Linked DNA regions of Mus musculus: region 1 is linked to region 2. A link is a loop called in an ENCODE intact Hi-C map of the cell type or tissue named here. Cell type or tissue: left cerebral cortex. All regions are shown on one strand. Links, peaks and the distances in the headings refer to the core of each region. The heading gives the core; the rest is flanking DNA.

What was found. Peaks named below come from ENCODE experiments on the same cell type or tissue, not always from the same donor. Only the 100,000 strongest peaks of a DNase experiment are listed, where the experiment ranks them.
Region 1: it touches region 2 in a loop (8-fold over the local background); 15 of 42 quality-filtered maps call a loop at or near these places.

What each region holds. Positions count from the first base shown.
Region 1 is chr1:125,788,752-125,791,562 of GRCm38, reverse strand. The region is part of intron 1 of Gpr39 (G protein-coupled receptor 39); the gene reads right to left. Among named protein-coding and RNA genes, the nearest start is that of Gm41943, 52 kb to the left of the region's middle. In left cerebral cortex, for the core only: a CTCF peak has its summit at 1,607 (motif pointing left); a DNase peak (open chromatin) is centred at 1,579.
Region 2 is chr1:126,430,364-126,433,174 of GRCm38, reverse strand. The region is part of intron 4 of Nckap5 (NCK-associated protein 5); the gene reads left to right. Among named protein-coding and RNA genes, the nearest start is that of Gm35562, 390 kb to the right of the region's middle. In left cerebral cortex, for the core only: CTCF peaks have their summits at 696 (motif pointing right) and 1,331 (motif pointing right); a DNase peak (open chromatin) is centred at 1,345; H3K4me3 peaks cover 506 bases.

The sequences.
Region 1 (2,811 bases), core at 114-2,613, 640 kb after region 2:
GGCCTGTTTTAGGGGTGAAATGTGCCCTCCCTAGGTAACATTTTGCTGAGAACTCTAGAGACATGCAGACACTCTAAAAGGCACCCGGGCACAGGATCAGGATTGCATAGACTGATAGCAGCAGTCACAACCATAAGAATGGCAAAGGCTGCGTACCTGGGGGACTTGCTGCAGGCTGCTAAATGCTGTGCACATCGGCCTGAGCATCATGACGGGCTGGTGTGGCAGCTCTTGCTTTCCCCATTTTGCAGTTGAGGAAACTGAGAATGAGCAAGGCAGAGTGATAGGTGAGCTCCCAGAGACGAGGTTGAGAGCTGCTGTACGGGCAGATGTGACCAGAAAGGAGAATGGCATCCATTGGCGGTGGCTTTTAGATTCTGTTTACTCCACAGCTCTCCAAATGACTTGCTTCCTAATACATATTTACTCACCAAGTCTAACCATTAAGCATCGAGGGTAGTCCTCTGAGCTCAGAGAATATGGTCTAAAAGCCAGGGAAAATGGACTTTTTGCTGTTCTGATAACCAATTAGTGCTGACTGTTTCTTTGGTTGCCTCCTGTGCAAACTTGCATTTGTTTTTTTAAATCAAAATATTACTTAATGGCCAGACCCCAGTGGAATGTTCTAGAAGGCCTTTAGCAATTGTTTGTGGCCTGTTATTTAAACTAAAAATGATATCAGGGAAAATGACACTTGAACACCAGCCTGCTGATTGGAACTAGCCAGTTAAAGAGGAGACGCCATGTCTTTTCCAGACTAGAGCATCCTTGAGGGGTTTCAACAGGAGGAAGAGCTAGGGCATTATTTAGAGGGGGTTCTTTTTAAAAGAACAGAATTAGATTAACCTTGGGGAGAGGAAGCCGGGGGAAGGGAACCTTATGAAAGACACAAGAAATTTCTGGAAGGAGAGGAAGGAGGATGCAGCCTGCAAAAGCATCTCAGCCCAGCAAAGCAGACAGAGCTATCCATCATTAACCTCATTTAAAACAAACATGACAAACTGCTGAGAAAATACGTGACGAGCTCCATTCTTCAGCAGCATTAGGGACACACAAACTGGGTGTCTTTTCTATCCCTAATTTGAGTAGAAGTCATTGAGAATTGTTTTTCTCACATTTGCGGGGACTTTTCCATTCTAAAGGAGTATCAACTCTCAAGTTCCCTGCTATGATCTGCAGGTGTCGTGCCCACGGTAGCTCTAATACAATCTCAACCCAGGAAGAGGGATGGCTTGCAATGCTATTTTAAGCATCTGTTAGCTGAACTATCATATTAATGAGGCTGACTCCTTAATCCTACTTTACTTTTAATCTGCAGGCAGGCTGTGGAGATACTAAATCACCCAAGGTGGGCAAAAGACAAAAGGACGTGGCCAGAATAAAAACCCAGCTGACCTAAAGAGTTATTGACTTCTCGGGACATGGGGAAGAATAAAGAGTGTGGCCATAGGACAGAGATTGGGCGTCAATGTCCTGGTTTGCCAGGCCAGGGAAATCTATGAAGCTCCACAGCCATCTTCCCTGTGGCTAGCTCAGGGACATCTCCAAGCTCCTGGGCCCACAAGAATTAATGTCTGTGCACTGCTGACCCCTGCTGGACACACGGAGCCCAGCTAGACACATTTTTGCATGGGTTCCAAGAAAATGCCATTTGCCTTGTCAATTAGTTTTCAATTCTCTCTCCTCCTCCCCCTGACAGTGCCTTCCACCCTCAGGACCCTGTTAGGAGACAATTCCATCTAAGCTAATGGGCAAATATTCCTTATAATGCAATTTTAGAGCTTTCTCGTGGATAACCCCAGAGACCCTCCCTTGGTGGACTGGCCAGAGACAGTGGAATATACGAAACGCATCATCTTGCTGTTCCAAGTACTGTTTTATCAAAATACTCCCTTGAATTTGCATGAACCCAGGCGGGATGCTTTCTTTTCTTGGAGGAACTAGGGACAGCCAGCATGTCAGCCTGCCCTTCCTTCCCACTACCACTGTGTGACATTTGTGGATAATGCCCCTTTCTCGCAGTCTGCTGCAGACAGAATCTAGCCACCCCAGTGTGTCCAAGCTCCAACGCCCACTCCAGAAAGCAGGAGTGAGTTCTTAGCACGCTGGCCAGGAGACAGGGAGCTGATACTAGATAGTCACTTATACATGGTAATGCCTCAGAAAGAATGGAGGGAAGGAACTAGTCTAATTGATGACAATGTACAGTGTGTTAGGTCAGTAGAGTAGGTATGGAGGGATAAATCGAGATTAACATATAAAAGAAGCCATTGGCAGGAAGTCTGGTGATCCCTTCCCACCAAGGCTTCACAAGATTAGCAGAATGTGTGCAGAAGTCTGTCTGTCTGTCTTCAAACCTGGGAGAAGGTGGTGCTCTGTGAATAACCTTGTAGGAGCCATGACTCTGGGGTCTTTTGACGCCGGGTTCTGCCCCAGCCCTCTAGCCCACTTCCTCTCTCAGGAGTATCTATGTCTTCCTTATGGATGGTCTCTACTGCTATTAGTATCCATATAGTCACATCCATTATTCCTGGATGTGAGATCCTGAAAATCCTACCAGACATCCTGTGGGCACTTATCCACATCCAAAACACCAGGGAAGAAGAAGATAGAACATGAGCAAACCCCAGGTCATCTCAGACAGAGGACACCTCGGCTGTTATTTCTTAGATCTCTGCCATATCAACTGTTCTAAAGTCAGACAAAGGGAAATCCCAGGGACAGAAAAGGGGGAAAGAAGACCTTGGCATTGTATCTGGTTGAAGCTTTTGCCAGCAGAGGAGCAGGCATCCCACATTTCACTCTTACTTG
Region 2 (2,811 bases), core at 5-2,504:
ATAGTCATCAGAAACTACATGTCAGAACCCAGGCTCTCTTCATGGTTTTTGGCTATGGCTGGCTTGGAGATCTATCCCTCCAGCCTCCTGAACTGGAAGCCCTGCATGACAGCATACTATAGACGTCTTGGGCTTTATTTTCATAAATACATGTTCAATCTGGGCCACAGCCTCTAGCAAGTGACAGAATTTGTGATGCATAATAAACTGGGTGCACGCAAGAGTGGGCATAGTTTAACAATCAGTGGAGTGTTAATAGACAGAATCTGTTTCCTCTGTCTGGAATGCTAGGGTTCTTTGGTTGATTAAACGGTTTTGTTGTTAAAAGGTTAACCATTTTGTAAATATCTCTGGCCTTTAACCTATAGAATTGACTCAAGAAGTAGCATACATGTGTATCCCTGATACATTGGTGCGTGTTTTGCTGTTGTTCAAGTATAAATATTTGACGCCATCCTTAAGGATGGCTACAGATTTTGTTTAATGACAAATAATTATATAGTTGGGGCTCAAGTATTCATCTAAAAAGTGCCTTCAAAGTGTCAACCCTCAAAAGGATGTGGAGAAATGTGAGGAGACATTATTTTTGAGAGAGAGAGAGAGAGAGAGAGAGAGAGAGATAGTTTTCGCTGCAGGGAGGTGTTATGTGCACACGATTGCTGTACCCAAAGAAGTCAGAAGAGGGCGTTGAATTTTGCTGAGCTGGAATGAGAAGAGATTTTGGGCCACTTGATCTGCATGTTGGGGACCAAACTCAGGTGCTCTGCAAGAGCAGTATGTGCTCTTCAACCACTGAGCCATTTGTCTGTCCAGCCCCAAAGACCTTTTAATATTGTAGGTTTGATCTCATGAAAAATCACAATGCTAAAGAAGGCATTTCTCTCACAGCGCACTTAGCTTCCCATTAAGAATGTCTTCAATTATTTTCTCCAACCGATGTTTATTCCTTTAAGTCTGTACATGCATTGACATGCTTAATAGAAAGAATTCTTCTTAAGAACACCAGTGATCAAAAGGCCATTTGCTTGTCACTTAAAGATGAACAGCTATTTTAAGCCCTATTTTCTCTTTTAAAGATAGCCCTTGGGGGATTCCCTCGTTACTTCTCTTCTCTCTACTTCAGTGCCAGATTTCTGCCTTTCTTTCCCTTGTTTCAGCATTTTCATTTACTCATTTTGTCGTGTAGCTTTGATGGGGATTTGAATGGTTTGAGTGCTGCCTGATCACTTACTGGGGTCTCCCCTTGGCCTACGATCCACAGTTCTGTGCTGAGAGCACAAGATGCCGAGCTTGGTCTTCTGCCCACAAGATTTCATTGTTGATTTAGGCTTTCCACCAGAAGAGGGCACCACATTCATTAAAATAACATCCGTAATCCAAGCTGAGCTTTGTATGTCCTTAACAGGTTCCAGACAGGGTGTGTGCAACCTCACCTTCCATCAGACCTCATAAAAAACATGACAGCTGTTCTTTGGAGGGTGGGGACTGCCTTAGGAGCCAACACCACGGGCCTGCAGTCTGAGGATGCAGCGGCAGGAAGGAGAGATCTGTTTTAATGATGTTCTCTGACAATAACAAGAGCAAGGAACAGCAAGTCTAAAACACCGTGCCTCCTCTCCAACGCTCACATATCTACTCAGTTGGGGATTATATTTTTTTTTTTCAGAGCTGAAAGGATTGGTTCTTTAATTAAGCATGTAATAGCCTTCTATTTATCATTCCGCAAAACAACTGCCTCCTTGTATGGGGCGATGCCACAGTATGAAAAATAGCATGTTTCCTTCCCTTCTGCCGAAACTTGAAGGTGTTGTTAACAGCAGCGGGCCTCACGACGTACCCCCTTCATCTCTCCATGTACCTGCTCATGTGTCCAAAACTCCAGTGGAAAGCATTGATTCATTTGGATAATTACACATGGCTTTCAGAGTCTTAAAATTCTAAATACCCTTCTGCTTAGTAATGTGTTAATCTGTCAAAAGCCGTTTAGCTATTCATCCCAGATTTATTTATGAGCCCGAGCAATATTGTCATCCAAATTACCCACGGAAGAGATGGTTATGTCTCCTAGAGGACTGGGGACAGTTTATTCTAGTAGCATACCTGGGACAGTGCATCCGCGTGTGAACCGCAAAGATGAGTATCTCAGTGCCAAGAAGCAGAAACAGGGTAGGATGTCAGGCCACACCTGGAGTTCATGGCAGATACCCTAGCATTTCTGAGGCCTAGGTTTGTTCCATCATGGGACTGCTTCCAAAGACTATAAAAAGGAACCTTAACAGAGACAGGAAGAATGTTTCAGAAAGAATACAGATGCTTCCAGAAGTTTTACCCAATGCACCAATACTCTGTGTGGAGTCTTGTCTGTAGTTTACATAAAAATCACTGTCCGGTGGACCAGCGAGACGTCTCCATGGGAAGAAGAACTTCCCATACAAGCCTGATGACTTCTGTTCCATCCCTAGCAGCCACATGTCACCATCCCTGGGAGATAGGCACTGTGTGGGTGAGATGGGAGTCGGTAGACTCAAGTGGAAGCTCACCAGGCAGCTCACCAGTCAGCTACACTGGAGTCGGAGCAGTGACAGGAGTAACCGAGACTCTGCCTTGACATGTGGGAGGTGAGAACTGACTCCAGAGAGTTGTTCTCAGACCTTCACATACGTGTTGTGGTCTGTCTGTCTGTCTGTCTGTCTGTCTCTCTCTCTCACACACACACATACACACTCAGCACATGTGCTCTAGTATTTTAGTAAAGAGTTATTTCTTGGGAGTAGATGGTGTTTTGGGAGCACTGTATTTGCTATTCTTTCC